2 separate regions of the Mus musculus genome follow, and region 2 is linked to region 1. The links are chromatin loops, found by intact Hi-C in ENCODE. Cell type or tissue: left cerebral cortex. All regions are shown on one strand.

Region 1 (8,000 bases):
CTATAAAGGGCTATAAAAGTCATTCACCCTACGGTATTTTATTAGAGAATTGAAGAGATGTTCTGTGTTTCTAAGATGTGTCTGATGACCTATTTATTTTTCCTCTAAAATACCATTTACAGACCCAGGAGAAGAAGCAGTCACAAAAGCGCTCTCTGTCAAAGTGTGAAGACTGAGTTCTGATCCCCAAACTCCATGTGAGTGCCCACTGGATGTGCAGTCCCCATGCTGGGAAGGCAGAAACTGGAGATCCCTGGGTCAAGCTGGCTGGCTGGAGTAACTAAAGGGGCAAGCTCTGGATTCACACTGAGTAATGTGAAGAGTAAGCAAGAATTGTGTGAGATACCAACATCTGGCCTCCACATACATACACGCAATCACACACATGCTCCCTCGCCTGTGTACACACTTACACAGAGGGGGAAATGCCATTTGTTACAAGCACAACATTATAATTTAGAACTTCACTGCCTTTCAAAGGCCGTTGTGTTAAAAAAAAAAAAAAAAAGTGCTCCTGCCTTGGTGCTATGAGCAAGTGGTAGAAACTTTAAGGGGTGGGGCATCATGGAGGTTTTAGGTGTTTGAGCCAGAGACTAATCCTCCCTCATCTGTGCCTCTATGCTTCTAACACGATAGTTTGACGCACCACCAGGCCAAAGACTGGGGCCATCTAAGAGCATGGACAAAGACTTCTGAAGTCAGTAGCTTTCTTTCCCTATAGAATTTGACCTTCTCAGACACTGCTACAGTGATGACTAACACACACACACACACATACACATACACACGCACGTAATGTGGTTCAGATTTCAATCTTTGCAGAAAAGTGTTCATTGCTGAGTGAAAGCTATTTTGAATTTTTATAATGAGGGACACTTTTTGAGAGTCACACACTAAGTTATTCAGCATTAGTAACCGTGTTAGAATTTTAAGGGACTTTCAATGTCGACATTAAGTTTTTTCATAACACTTTTAAAGATTCTGCATTTTGTAACAAAGAAAAAGACACAAAATCTTCGGTGATGTTTACAGAGTGGCTCAGAGAACAGAAAATATCTGACAAGAATATTAACATTAGATTCTTTGTTTTGAAAATCTCATCTTAGAGATAAGAAATGGGAAATACACAAAAGCAAAGAAGCAGAAACAACACTGGACAAGTATCCCTAGAAGCTGAGTGTCTGTCAGTGTGTTTCCGACCTTTTCGAGCTTCTTCATCAAGCCACATACCTGTCCACCCCCAGATACCATACAAACAAGTACAAGAAAATGCTTGGGTAGACAGACGTGAATCCAAAGCTTCAAGGGAAATAGAAAAGAACTTGAAAAGAAATAGACCAAAAAAGAGGAAGGAAAGAGGCAGGTTACAAACAGAGCACAGGAAACAGGGAGCCCTGGTATTCACCACAGGAACTCTTGAGTCCTGGAACTCCAACCAAAAGGAGAGGGGACTTGTTTTCTGCATCTGTCGCAGTGGCTCATACACCATAGGGATGTTTACAAATGTTTAAAAATAGTATGTCCTACAGTTCCTGCTGTTACAGGTCTCCAACACACGGTTATCTCAAGATCCCATGATCCCTTCTCCCAAGGCCCACGCACACCTCTTAAGAGGCCAAGCTTAAGTTGTGAGTCAGACTGCCTTAGAAACTTAGCGGCTTTCCTGTAAATACCTGAACATAGGAAGATTCGGCCCTGTGACCAAGGCAGGAGAACTCCTGTTATAATCCAGTCATGGAGAAGACACCAGGCAAAGGGTTCCAATTTTAGTGTTGCCCCCACTCCCACCCCCACACAAATCTCAGCAGGGTTCTATGTCACAACCAGATGAGAGGTTGAGAACCTCTCAGATTGGGAGGTACCATCTGGGTGTGAAATCCAGGGATCCATGAGATCTAAGCGAAGGTGTCTTGGCTTACAAATCATCACTGAAGTAAAACATTCAGCATCAAGTCACAAACAGGAGAATACAGAGAAACTGCAATATTGTGGGTGAGTGCTGTACACAACTGAATGCGAGGGGGCTCTGTCTTGAGGAAGGACGGAGGTTTTAGCTGAATTTGGAAACAGTTGCAGGTCACAGCTCGGATTTCTGTTAAAGTTCTGAATAATGGGGGTAGGTGTTCACTTAAGTTTCCTGGCTGGCACCAACTACCACCTGAACTCCAGATGGCAGCAGGTGTTAACCTACTTCTAGGGCTCAACCTTACAAGGCGTTCATCTAACTGTACTACAAACTGGAAAACAAAAACAAAAACAAAACTCTGGAAGCCCAAGGGCTCTGGAAGCCCTGAAGCATGACAGCCAGGGCTGGAATTCTCCTCCACCAGTCAGCAATGTCAAACCTGTGGGTGGTGACTTCACTGCCCTGTGCTTCAGAGCATGTCTCTAGCACAGGGATTTTAATGCTGTGACGAGAGTCGGTGAGTACACAGACAAGGCATTCAGAGTGCTGCCAGCTGTGTGGTCCATGTGTAATTTTAAAATATTAAGTGGGGCTGACAAACTGAGAGAAATTTTGAAAGCAATCCTCCACAGTCCTGAGCTCAAGGAAATAACATGTGAAGGACTGTGTAGTAGGAAGGCATGACTGGAGTGTGCCCAGCCGTTCTGGAAGAGCCATGTATATGTAATTTCTGGAGAATGGTGGAATAGTTAGCTCTCTTCTTCCTCATAGAAAATGGGGCTGAGGGTAGAAAATGGGGCTGAGGGTAGAAAATGGGGCTGAGGGCTTTCTCTTGCTGGACCTCCGTTTCTTCTGGTAGCCCTGGCTGAGATAAAGAATAAGGAAGAAGTCCCTCCCCCCTATTACTTATGCATCAAAAAAAAAAATTATCAGGTTAGCACAGCTCTTTTACCCTTCAAAGTTAGAGGAACGCCAACCTAATATAACATCATTGCCTGTACAAATAAAGAGAACGATTTTTTAAAGTCCCTGGTCCTCTATCCACCATATTTAAAAGCGATGTCATCCTTTGCTTCCAATTCTGCTGCGCAGCCTTCAAAAGAGGAGGAAAAAAAAAAAGGCAAGTGGGCGGGGGAGGGGGTAAAGTGGAAAACACCCGGATGCTGAAGACTCCCTTAGTATTTTTCTCCCCACTGCATGAACTAGGTATTAGCTGCTTAAATCGGGGTATAATTAATGGAGGAAACGGTTCTCAGTACTGGTTCTTGAGATCCAAGAGCCCACCCACCTATCACAGTGCAGAGCACGGACCTTCTTTTTCCACACATGGCCCAGGAGACAATAATGAGGTGGAGGCAGGCATGACCTTGTTTGAGGGCCCGCCTGGTGAAGCCCCTCACCCCACCCCACCCCCAATTCTAAAAAAAAAAAAAAAAAAAAAACGCAGGTCAGAATCTAGGGGCTTCTCGAGTTTTTCCTCCTACGCTCAAGGAAATGGGAAGGAGACTCGTTTTCATGGAGAACCAATTGAGCAGACATGGATGGGCACAAGGCTCATCTCACCTGCTGCTACAGGGTTGGGACGCGTTTTTCTATAGCATATCCTATCTGCGGCCCCCAACCAGTCGCCCCCGCACACACAGGCCTCGCCACGCGCACATCCCAACCTCCATGGGTGCTGAATCCTGCTGACTCACCCACCACGCGCACGCTGCGCTTTCGAGATGCCAAAAGTGGCTACAGGCCCTGGGGATACAAGCTTGTCAAAGCCGGTCAAGAATACTTGATTCCGATGACCCTCCTGTGCCAGGGCCACCCGCCATCGCCAGGCTACCTCGGTAGCTCCAGGGCAACCAGCTCCCAAACTCCTCAAGCTTGCCTTCTCCCTCCCCGCCCCCACTCACCGGCACCCGGTCCGGGTATTTCTTCCTAATCTTTTCACCTTCCTTTTTCCGATACTCGAAGGGGTGGTCCTCCTTATACTGGAACTTCATGATGGACCTCAGGATGTAGGGGCTCCCCGGACGGGGCCTGCTGCGCGCGCTGATGACTGCGTCTCGCGTCTGGCCACCCCCAGTCAATGTCAGCCTTATCACAATCGCTCCACCCGCGTCAGCTCCCACGCGCCAGTCGCCGCACTACGTGGCTAAACGTCCAGAGAAGGACCTGGAGATCTCGCGGCCTGAAGGTAAAGGACCACCAGGTAAAGAAATAGGGTGGCTTTTCCCAAGAGCTGGAAACACAAAAACACCAGGGCGGTGCTGTGACATCACGACGCCCCACCCCCGCTCCGCCCCCGGCGCTAAGGACCTGCTGGATCCGGGTGGACAGAAGCTTTGTTTATTTGTGTATCTTCTTTTCACCCAAGCTTTTCCTAAACCACTCCATCGAAACGCAAAAATCATGTAGTCGGGTTTTTATTTTTGAGGATTGATATTAAAGGTAATTTGTTAATTCAAAGAATGCTCTAACAAATGTCGTCTTCCCTCCCCTTCAAGTTTCTTGTTTGATGCCCAAAACAAACACAGAGGAAGAAAATCCAGCTGTTTCCAGAGCAATGGAATCAGGAGTCTGGAGTTGGAAAAGTGCCAGGCGTCACGAGATTTGTAGCCCGGGCTGAAATGTCCTGTGCTTGCATTTTGACCTTTGCCTGGCACCCACGACTGGCCTGCCTTCTCTGCCCCAACTCCTCCTTCTGACTGGTGTCCTTATGTTTGGATCTGTGCTAGAATTGGTTCTGAGACAACATAAACAGAGCATGACTCATGGATTTGAAGAAGTGTAAGGGTGAAGAACATGAAGTCATCAAGGTTAGAAGAAGCGATGCCAGCGATGAACACCAGGCTTCACTCACGTTCAAGGAGAGATGAATCCATTCATTTTATAAGGTTCACCCAGAAGCATGGTTGTTGAGTTCTTGAAAATACAGAGGTCAAATCATTTAGGTGTCTATGTTTCCCCAACAATACTTTGCTCTGGGGTGGGTATCACCTGTAGGGTAGTTGTCCTGATGAAAAGGCCTTATTGGGCACCAAAAGCTCTGACTGGCATGCTGGTGGAAGACCCTCAATAGTATAGAGAGAGTCAGCCCAGGCCCCTCTGACATACCGGGTTTCCATCTTAAGACTCTTTGGATGCGGGGTCACCCTTCTGATTCTACTGGCAGTAACTCCAGACCTATATCTTGGGAACATCGGAGATAAAGTTCAAGGATGCTTTGTGCTGTGAAAATAAAATGACTACTAAGTGGTACCAGGCAAGCAGCCCTGTTGCCTGATTTTATGTACATGACTTAGTGATATGGTTATAAAATATGGGCAAAATAAAGTGAACTGAATTTAACTGGCAAAACAAGAACATGAAATACATAGCCCACTTCTTGGTTTTCTCCTGGTAATCTTTCTTACATATGAAGACAAATGAATTGGTATATAATATTGTTGTATTTATTTATTGTTGTTTTTATTTTCAAATTAAAAATAGTTTAATACCCAGCTACTCATTTTACCCTTGACCCAAATACAATTAAGTCTTTCAGAAGAAATTTTACAACCAGTTGAGACAGATCTGGGATGAAAATGGTAATAGTGTTGTTTTCTGAGTAACCTTCAGGTTTGTTTTTTTGTTGTTGTTGTTTTGTTTTTTTTTTTTATAGATGTACAGTCTCAGCTAGTTGAAGGGCAGTTCTTCAGTCCACTGAAAATGTATGCAGTACATGAAAATTTAAAGATGAAATGTTGGTTAATCAGCTCTTAGGATTTTTAAAATGCTAGTCGTTTACATTAGAATGCAAAATGTATTGGGAGCTGGAGAATGGTTCAGTGGTTAAGAACACTGACTGCTCTACTAGAGGACCAGGGTTTGATTTCCAACTCCCACATGACAGCTCAGGAGTATCTGTAACTCCAGTTTCAGGGGACCTAATACCCTCTCTGACCTCTACTACGTTACTGCATGTCCGTGGTGCACATACATACATATAGGCAGAACCCCCACACAAATAAAATAAAAATAAGTCATATTAAAATACAAAATGTATCTATTTTCACAATTTTACTATTGATTCTCAGAAGGTTCTTTAAAATGTTGTACACAGGTACATTTATAAACTAACAATCAGATAAAAAAAAAAACCTTTTAAGTTGCTTTCTTCAACCATACAAAGGGCAGTTTTAAAAGGACCACATTTTCTCATATAGCCACATCAAATGTTTCTTGTACTGTTGTAATTTTTAAGATTGGATCTCTTTGGTTTTTTTATGCATATCAGTAATGGAGAAGATTTCAGAGTAGTACAAGACAAGCAATATGCCCCTGCTCCAGGTGTCTTCTTCCTTCTGGGAAGTAAACTGCACTTTACCTCTGCCGTCATGTCAACCACCACAATGCATCTTAAAATTATCAGTACCTCCCCAATTAGGTAATTCTTCCTAGAGTTTATACCCAGTGTTCTATGCCTCTTAAAACACAGCTCATCATTTTCCCCAGTCATTAGGATTTGGAACTGAATATGAAGTTGTTTTGTTTCTTCTATTTATTTATTTATTTATTTTTTTTTTTTTTTTTTTTTTTTTTTTTTTTTTTGAGACAGGGTTTCTCTGTGTAGTCCTGGCTGTCCTGGAACTCACTTTGTAGACCAGGCTGGCCTCGAACTCGGAAATCCACCTGCCTCTGCCTCCCGAGTGCTGGGATTAAAGGCGTGCGCCACCACCGCCCGGCTGTTTCTTCTATTTATAATTTCTACTATTATATATAAGTCAATGAATAAAAGCCAGAATTAGAGTATTGACCTGGTTGTAACTAGACATAATTTACTAACAAACATCAGAAAACTTAACTTGTTCAGCTTGAACTTTTAAAAAGAAGTTTTTTGTTTTGTATTGTTTGGTTAATTTTTAAGTAAATGGCTACCTACAAAACAAATACCAAAGATCATCTGACTGAGACTGGTTGATTCCTGTGCCAGGAACCTTTCATGACCCTAAAGTCTCCTTCCTGGGTACAGTGAATTGAGCTCTCTCCAGCTAACAAGTTAAGCACCAGGAGGTGACAGCTTCAGCTTCATTGTTTTAAACACAGTTCTGCTTAGATTCAGGACAGTATCTCAGTACAGGAGAGTTGTTAAAGACTCATGAATGTGCTTTAAAGCCACCATTTTTATTCTCACCCACTCCTAATGGTGTTCAGTCTTGTTTTTATCACTATGGGTAGAGCAAAGAGGGTTATAAGTGCCAAAATAAATGTATTAACATGAGTTTTCACAGTGTCACAATGTCATATCCCTTCACTTCTGTCCAGCTGTCAGCCTGTTGTAGTCTTTGGAAGAAAGTCCAATTCCTTAGGAATGAAGTTGAATTATTAAACAGTGACCATAGTTTAATTCTCTTCTCTTCCATAGACGGGTTTCAGATTTTGCTCCAAGCTAACTATTACAGTTTAGATGACATATTCTCACATGCTCAGGAGCACTTTGCTCACAGCTGGTATTGCTGTCTTGGGATGCTGGAGAGGATCCTGAAAGTTAGGAGAGGGGGCCCAGGGGAAGGATCTATGCAGCCTCTTTTTCATAAGGGTACTTATCCCTTATCCCTTATCTTAAAAAGACTTTGCCCTCAGGACTTGGTCAATTCCCAAAGGATTCACCTCTCGATACCATGATCTTGGTGAATGGCAGCAGGGGCTAGGGAGTTAATCAGTAAATAGATTTGGAAGGACCAGAGCAAATAGCAATGTTGTTTTAGTCTCAGGTAGACACTAGATGAGGAAGACAGACACCACCTAAAACAATAATGAAGACATGGATAAAGAGAGATTTTTAAGAGAGTCTTGATGGTACTGGGGATCTTGATTTCAAGTAGCACCCCTACTGGAGAAGCTGTCCTTCACAGGCCAAAATGATCTCTGCCCATAGAAAAAGCCTCAGTCAGACCAGACTGATCGATCCTCAGACTAGTGGAACCTTTACTCTCCAATGGCATGGATACCCCAGGGAACAGCACACCTTTGCCTTAATTGCCCCAGAGCAACCACAAACCACCTCAGCAGTGAGAATAGACTGGAAACAGCCTGGCAGAAATGAAGCTGGTTTTAGTCT
Region 2 (8,000 bases), 1.1 Mb after region 1:
ATCCATCATAATCCCAGAAGCTGGGAGGTAGCAGCAGGGGAATCAGAAGTTCAAGGTCACCCTTGGCCACATAGCAGTCAAGGCCAGCCTCCGCTATAGGAGACTGTAACAAGAACAAACACAAAATCAACATTGTGTGGTTGCACAACGTTATATTATATTTAAAGCCACTGAACTGCCCAGTTGGAACGGAGGGGGGGGTGTTGGGGGGGAGAGCTTGCCATGGTAGCACAGGCTTTTTTGTTTTTGTTTTTTTTTTGTTTTTTGTTTTGTTTTTGTTTTTTTTTTTTGAGACGGGGTTTCTCTGTGTAGCCCTGGCTGTCCTGGAACTCACTCTGTAGACCAGGTTGGTCTCGAACTCAGAAATCCGCCTGCCTTTGCCTCCCAAGTGCTGGGATTAAAGGTGAGCGCCACCACTGCCCCGCCAGGCTTTTAATCCAAGCATTTGGAAAGCAGAGGCTCAAGGACTGAGGCCACGATGGGATACATGGTGAGATCTCACTTCCAAAACATAAAAACAGTAACAGAAGAGCTTTGGAGACATTTAAAGCCACAGCAAACAAAAAGACCTAGGGCTAAGTCTCATGAAGTGGCCACGGGGCTTCCGCCCCACTGCTGCAGGCTTCACAGCCACTGACTGTGGTGAGGCTGAGGAGTCCAGCGACAGGTGAGTTTTAAAATGTGGTATATATGCCCAGTGAAACGCTACTCAGCCACACAGAAAGGACAGAACCAAAGATTATTCTAAGCAAAATAAGCCAGACTTGAATAAATATGTTTCCTCACGTGTGGGATCTAAATGCATCAAATATGTATATTGGAGATGAAAACAGAAAGAGAGACCACTTGGGGAAAGGGAGAAGGCAAGCCGAATGGGGAGTGGGTAGAAGAGAACAGAGGACAAGAACAAAGGAGAGTGACATCTATATATGAAAGGCCATAATGAAACCCATCACTTTGCATGAGGACTGAAAAACCCAATGGCAAACAGGACTTCCAACCTGGAAAGTACAAAACCCACTGCTCAGTGTTGCGGCAGCAGGGGACAGAGCAGGCCGGTCCTCCCGCCGACCCTGCATGCGCTTCACTTCACTGTTTTTGTTTGTTTGTTTGTTTTCAACATCTTTAGCAGTATTTTTGTTTGCATTCTAGGAAAATCTGTCCCACATGTTCTAGTTTCCATTTCTGTTTCTTCTCTGCTTTTTTGTTTTTTGTTTTTTGTTTTTTTTTTTTGTTTGTTTTTTTTTTTGTTTTTTGAGACAGGGTTTCTCTGTGTAGCCCTGGCTGTCCTGGAACTCACTCTGTAGACCAGGCTGTCCTCGAACTCAGAAATCCGCCTGCCTCTGCCTCCCAAGTGCTGGGATTAATGGTGTGCACCACCACTGCCCGGCCTGTTTCTTCTCTGAAGAATCCTTTTCTTTTGTTTTCAATTGTTCCTCTCTTTCCTGTGCTGCTGCCATTCTTCAAAAACATAAAATTACAATTTTAATGCAAGACATTTAAAATGCATCATCCTCTAAGTAAGAAATCTACAACAGACAAAAATCTTATCGAGAAAACGGGGTTGGGGGAGGAAAACAAGAAACCTGTTGCTTTAAAGGGTAGGGACCTCCTGTTTGAGAAGAAACCAGAGGATCAAGAGCTCTCCAATCAGCCAATCAGCAAGTGCTGGGTTCAATGTCAAACCTTGTCTCAAAAGGTGGATGGACTGAGAACCAGGTGCACGCCTTTAATCCCAGCCCTGGGGAGGCAGAGGCAAGTGGGTCTCTGTGAGTTCGATGCCAGACTGGTCTACAGAGTGAGCTACAGGACAGCCGACAGCCAGGACTACATAGCGAGACCCTGTCTTGAGGTGGAGGTGTCTTAGGGGGTGGGGGTGGGGGTGGGGGTGGGGGGATGGACTCATCCACTGAGAGCACTGTGCAGTGCAAACCTGATGTCCTGCGTTCTCTCTCTAGAGTCCATGTCAAGGTGGAAGGTAAGAGCTGACTCCACAAAGTTGTTTTCTGACTGCCAGTCATGCTGTGGAACATCCATGCTGAAACAGGTACACGCACACACACGCGCACACACACACTCCAACCATACAGTACCATAACAGAAAATACGTTCTTTTAGGTAGAAAGGGCTAGAGAAGAATACCATATACATATGGGTGCACACTTACTGGCACAGTGACAGTATTATTTAAATGAGGAGGGTGGAGGAGGAGGAGACCACGAGACCTCCTAAGGAGTGCACATGAGGAAGGTTCAGGCTGGCCATTCCTCCAGAAGACCTGGGTTCAATTCCCAGCTTTACATGATAGTACACTGATCTAATGCCACCCTGGAGGATCCAGTGCCCTCTCTAGGCCTCATGGGCACTGTACGCACACAGTGCTCAGACAAACATACAGGCAAAAAACCCATACATGTAAAAAGGTTAGGGAAAAAAAAAAAACTTAAATTTTTTTCAAGAAAAAAAAAAGGGACATACACGACCAGGAAAAATTCCAGATGCACATAGCCCTGCCCTGAGGTTCCAGACCTCAGTCCCTGTCTGTTGGCCTCCATCCACAGCTGCATCGCTGAGGGAAAGCCCTCTCACTGGAGACCTGTCCTCATGTCCTTGCAGGATACCTTCCCTCTTAGTGCATTGCTCCATGCTCCTTCTGCAGTGCTCCATGCCCTTACTGCAGTGCTCCATGTTCCTACTGTAGTGCTCCATGCCCTTACTGCAGTGCTCCATGTTCCTACTGTAGTGCTCCATGCTCCTACTGCAGTGCTCCATGCCCTTACTGCAGTGCTCCATGCCCTTACTGCAGTGCTCCATGTTCCTACTGCAGTACTCCATGCTCCTACTGCAGTGCTCCATGCCCTTACTGCAGTGCTCCATGCCCTTACTGCAGTGCTCCATGTTCCTACTGCAGTGCTCCATGCCCTTACTACAGTGCTCCATGCCCTTACTGCAGTGCTCCATGTTCCTTCTGCAGTACTCCATGCTCCTACTGCAGTGCTCCATGCCCTTACTGCAGTGCTCCATGTTCCTACTGCAGTGCTCCATGCCCTTACTACAGTGCTCCATGCCCTTACTGCAGTGCTCCATGTTCCTTCTGCAGTACTCCATGCTCCTACTGCAGTGCTCCATGCCCTTACTGCAGTGCTCCATGCCCTTACTGCAGTGCTCCATGTTCCTTCTGCAGTACTCCATGCCCTTACTGCAGTGCTCCATGTTCCTACTGTAGTGCTCCATGCCCTTACTGCAGTGCTCCATGTTCCTTCTGCAGTACTCCATGCTCCTACTGCAGTGCTCCATGCCCTTACTGCAGTGCTCCATGCCCTTACTGCAGTGCTCCATGTTCCTACTGCAGTGCTCCATGCCCTTACTACAGTGCTCCATGCTCCTACTGCAGTGCTCCATGCTCCTTCTGCAGTGCTCCATGCCCTTACTGCAGTGCTCCATGTTCCTACTGTAGTGCTCCATGCTCCTACTGCAGTGCTCCATGCCCTTACTACAGTGCTCCATGCCCTTACTGCAGTGTTTCATGCTCACCGCCATCCCCACACACATCACATTATAGCAGTGGCCATCACCTATCCACTTACCACTGGAAGCCAAGTGCTGCACTAGACACACCGGAACATTCCCTCCTTTGTAACCACTGGGTCACCCTATTGACAGGACTCACAGACAAAACCTGCCCCAGTTTTGACAGCTATACTGCAAGGTGAGCCAACCCTTTGCTTATTGCTAACCAATAAGAGCTGTCTATCATAACCTTAGGTAACTTTGTGCCCGCAGTCTGCAGGCACTGAGTGCTGGTGCTGAGTGCTCCACTGGGAGGTGCTCATGAGATCAAAGGAGTTAGGCCTCCAACAATGCTGTTCTCAGGGAAGAGACACAAACTCACTGCTAATACTTTCTCCATCACAACTTGCTGTGCCAGATAACACCCAAAGACCATAATCAGCAGGTACCTATGTGAGCACCAGAAAGATAAGTACCATGTGCAAGGCAGTGGTATACAAAGGCTCCATTCACTACCAAGAGCCTTCACTACCAGAGTAGCCACACACACACCCCACATATTCTCTGGCAGTGTCTCTAGCCACCTAACAAATCAGACCATGGTTAAACTCATGAGACTATAAATTGCTGGAAAGAGTAGCTTACTTCTACAACCCATTTGTTTGGTTCCATCAGAAGGGACTACAATAAAATACCTAATATACTTAAACCATCATAATAAGGGTTATTATTATTTCACTTCTTTGGGAGGGATAATAGGGCACAAGTGTGGATGTCAAAAGACAACTTTGAAGGGGTTTTCTCAATACTGTGGGTGTTAGGGATAAAACCCAGGTCTAAAGACTTTCAAAAGCACCAACATCCACTGAGCCATCTCGCAGGCACCATATAATAACTAGCTTATTGCCTACTTAAACGCCATCACTTGCGTTGGACCACGAACAGCACCATGCTGGGCACACAGAGACAAAAAGTTCATTACACTGGAATGAAAACTCGCAAAGCCAATAATACAATAGGCAGGTCTGATAGCACTCACCAGGCTGTATAACTGGGTACTAAACTGCTGGGCAGAGTCAGGACCTCTCCAGACAGATCTTCCATCAAGCCAGCACTGTTCCGGTAATCAGAACTTCATGGTTTTAGCCACACAGACTCAGAACTCCACAGGCATCTCATAGGAGCAGCGAGCAGGTTGAGAAAACCTTCCTTCCTATTCACCTTTAGTAAAGAGGGGGAAGGGGGAAAAAATTTTTTTTTCGCGTGAGCTGAAACCATTTTGTGTGCCAGTACTAACCAAAAAAGGCTGATTAGTATGGTGGGAGAAAAGGAATTTTAACACACGTACCTCCACTTACAAGTCTATGGCTCTTATAAATCTGCTCATGGCATTTTTGCGGTGGGCCTGCCAGGCTGCAGGGAGGGCAAAGTTGTGTCCGATCTGTGCACCTGGGCTGAAACTGTCCCTACGGGGCCCACACTTTCAATCCCTCGACCTCTCTTTCCCACACTGCTCAGGTGCCCACGCCTGGAACCATGGGCATCTGTGGCACAATCACGGGAGGCCGATCTTTGCCACTTCACATCTGACTGCCTGTCTCCAGCTATTCCGCTGTGGGCCTGGGTGAGCAGGGCCGGCCACGAGGCAGGCCCGGACTTGGGAGGCTCGCCACTTGGAGTCCTGAGGATAGAGAAGGATCTGGAAAAATCGCTTAGACGCGGGCAGAGGGGTGGGGTAAGGGTGGGGGTGGGGCGGAACGACATAGGGAAGATTGTGATCCCAGAGGTCCTGGTGTAGGAGGAGGGCACTCCTAGGGGCCATCAACCAGAAAAGCAAATCTTAACAAAAACGACACAAACAAACAAAAAAACCAAACCACTCCAGTACCCTCAGTCCAAGAGCCTCAACCCGTTTAACCGCTTCTCTAGAAAGTTCTCCGCTCCCGCCCCTTTGCAGCCCGCTCGTGCCGCTCCTCCCTGCCCCGCCCCCGAGGCGGAGGGGACCAATTGCAGGCCGGGCCGCGCCAGGCCCGCCCCTCGGCGTCACCCCACTCGGCCGCCGCCGGCGAGCGCGCGGATAGCCGGGTGCGCGAGCCTGGAGCGCGGTTCGAGGTGGGCAGCGCCGCCTTCCGCCGCACGCCGCCCCGTCGCTCACTCCGGTCGGCGGCCAGAGTGCCGTGCTCGCGCTTGCCACACTCTCGCAGCCAACGGTGCGCCCAGCGGCCATGACCGCCGAGGAGATGAAGGCGGCGGAGAACGGGGCGCAGTCGGCGCCCCTGCCTCTCGAAGGAGTGGACATCAGCCCCAAACAGGACGAGGGCGTGCTCAAGGTGAGGGGCCGCGGAGTCCTCGGCTGCAGGCTCATGGGCCTTGGGGGTACCGCGGCCGGAGGATGGGGGGGATTCGTCTTCCCTGCGCAGGCTGCAGCCCTGAAAACGGCACGGCGGCTGCACGCTCCGGAGGGTGCGGCCCGGGTCCGGGAAGAAGCCCCCACTGCAACGCCAACTCGATCCGGCTGCACTGTGCGGCTGAGAGGGGCGGAGCGGAGCGCGAGAGCCGCTGCCAGGGGGCCCGGGCGGGGTGCACGAGGCTCGGGCGCGCCGAGGGACTCAGGCCTCGCCTCCCGGGAACCCCTCGGCCGCAGCGTGCGCCGTCCACCTGGACGAAGGTGCGCCAGGGCTCGCCCACTTGAAAGTTAAACATTAGCTAGGACCTGAAACGGCTCCCGGGAGCAGGTTCCTGGCCCAAAGCCCTTTGTGCCTTTCTGCGCCCCTTTTGCAATCGCCGAGATCCAGCGAGGTCACGGGCTCGGCCATGCTGTGCCCCCTTTCTCGGCCCGGGGAGAGCGAGAGCGATGCATGCCGGGACCTGTAGTTCCTCGCCTGCCCCTCCTGAGTCTTTCTGAGTTGGGGGGTACTGGGTGCTGGCCATGGGGGGAGGTGCATTGCCTTAGAGCCAGCGGCTCACTAATCGCCTGACTGCAAATAGCCCGAGGAGCGAGGGGGAGGGCGCCCTGACCCGGGTCGGGACAATGGACGCCGTTTCAGAGCAGGTTCTGCCAGCAGTCCAGGACGGTGAAATCCTAACCTGCATTGCATGTCTCCCTGCATCCATTGTTTCTCCTCCGTGAGTCCCATTGCTCAGTTTCTAGTGTGTGTGGCTTGTGCAAACCAGAGACCTTAGGGAGCCTCGTTGGTCCAGAAATGCTCCTGGCTTTTTACCTCAACTCTTGCTGCTCCCCGTGAACATGTGGCCCTTTCTCCTTTGCGCTAGGTTCTGATTCCCAGACGGGGTCTGTTCCTCTTTTATCCTCCATTCCTTCGCGGGGCCCTGTACATTCTTATCAAGGAAGCCTTAGAGGATGGGTTCCATATCTACCTATTGGCTCTCCTATGGGGTCACCATATATAAGAATGTTAAGCAGAAATAGACGCCTGCCTATACACGCAGGAGAGATAAAGGACTCCTTGGCTTGCCAGACAGGTAGTTTCCCTTCCCACATGTAGTTTCCAGCGCCTGATACAGAGCCTTTGTGCTCGGCTGTAATCTGGTCCTTCCTTTTTCCCAGTTTTGAGGGGATCTTTTTCTTTTCATTACTCCTGTTCCTTTCTATTCAAACCAGACCCTGATCTGGTGATCCACTACTTTCTATCAGGTTTTTGTTTTTATTTTTGTTTTCCCCCAAACACCTCTGGAGGATAGGGGTTGTCCTCAATGCCTGACCGATAAGTTCTGGATAGTTTAGCAACTTGTCCAAAACCATAGACAAAACTTGAACCCAAATTATATGCAGTTCTCTAAAGCAAGACCTGGAGGGAGATGGCTAGGGAGGTTAGTTGAATCTAAGCTAATCACTGGTATCCATCATTTGAAGACTAAGCTCTCGGACCTGCTGAAAAGAAGCAGGGGGCAGTGGGTGCAGCCGAGTCCATCCAGTATGTGTCTTTGGGGGGCTTATGGGCAGTTGGGGCCCTTCTGCCCACATCCTTAGGTACTCACCTTCTCTTCCCCTCCCCCCCAGGTCATCAAGAGAGAGGGTACAGGCACAGAGACACCCATGATCGGGGACCGAGTCTTTGTCCACTACACTGGCTGGCTGCTAGATGGCACAAAGTTTGACTCCAGTCTGGACCGCAAGGACAAATTCTCCTTTGACCTGGGAAAAGGTAGGCTTGGTTAGTGGGTTGGCAGGATAGATAGGCTCCGAAGTTGATAGCAGCTGTCACAAGAAAAAGTGACGTTCCCAGCCAAGCTGGAGCTGGGCTCAGCACTGCTTACCTATGTTTCCAGCGACCAGAGATTGAGGCAAGCCTTGAGCCAGTAGTAGTTCAAGCCAGCCTTGGCAAAAAAGCACAAACTAGCCCTCACAAAAGAAAAGGCCACCAGAAGGAAGCTTAAGAAGGAATGGCCACAGCCGGGCGTGGTGGCGCACGCCTTTAATCCCAGCACTCGGGAGGCAGAGGCAGGCGGATTTCTGAGTTCCGAGGTCA

Evidence for each region. A loop is a pair of places that touch in the nucleus more often than their neighbours do. Peaks named below come from ENCODE experiments on the same cell type or tissue, not always from the same donor. Only the 100,000 strongest peaks of a DNase experiment are listed, where the experiment ranks them.
Region 2: a loop joins it to region 1, with 4 times the contacts of the local background. A loop is called at or near these places in 2 of 42 quality-filtered maps.

What each region holds. Positions count from the first base shown.
Region 1 is chr6:129,529,347-129,537,346 of GRCm38, reverse strand. Gabarapl1 (gamma-aminobutyric acid (GABA) A receptor-associated protein-like 1) reads right to left here and starts at 4,155. Exons shown (of 4, transcript NM_020590.4): 1 at 3,811-4,155. The coding sequence starts at 3,900. It overlaps 1700101I11Rik (RIKEN cDNA 1700101I11 gene), which reads left to right and starts at 4,063. Exons shown (of 2, transcript NR_045270.2): 1 at 4,063-4,109; 2 at 4,405-5,400. In left cerebral cortex, a CTCF peak has its summit at 4,757; DNase peaks (open chromatin) are centred at 2,983, 3,601, 4,136, 4,488 and 4 more places; H3K4me3 peaks cover 4,719 bases; H3K27ac peaks cover 3,169 bases.
Region 2 is chr6:128,436,246-128,444,245 of GRCm38, reverse strand. Fkbp4 (FK506 binding protein 4) reads left to right here and starts at 5,590. Exons shown (of 10, transcript NM_010219.4): 1 at 5,590-5,840; 2 at 7,532-7,676. The coding sequence starts at 5,736. Gm10069 (predicted gene 10069) reads right to left here and starts at 5,489. Exons shown (of 5, transcript NR_028593.1): 1 at 4,859-5,489; 2 at 4,550-4,731. In left cerebral cortex, CTCF peaks have their summits at 3,804, 5,417 and 5,636; DNase peaks (open chromatin) are centred at 5,067, 5,532, 6,039 and 6,395; H3K4me3 peaks cover 2,264 bases; H3K27ac peaks cover 1,725 bases.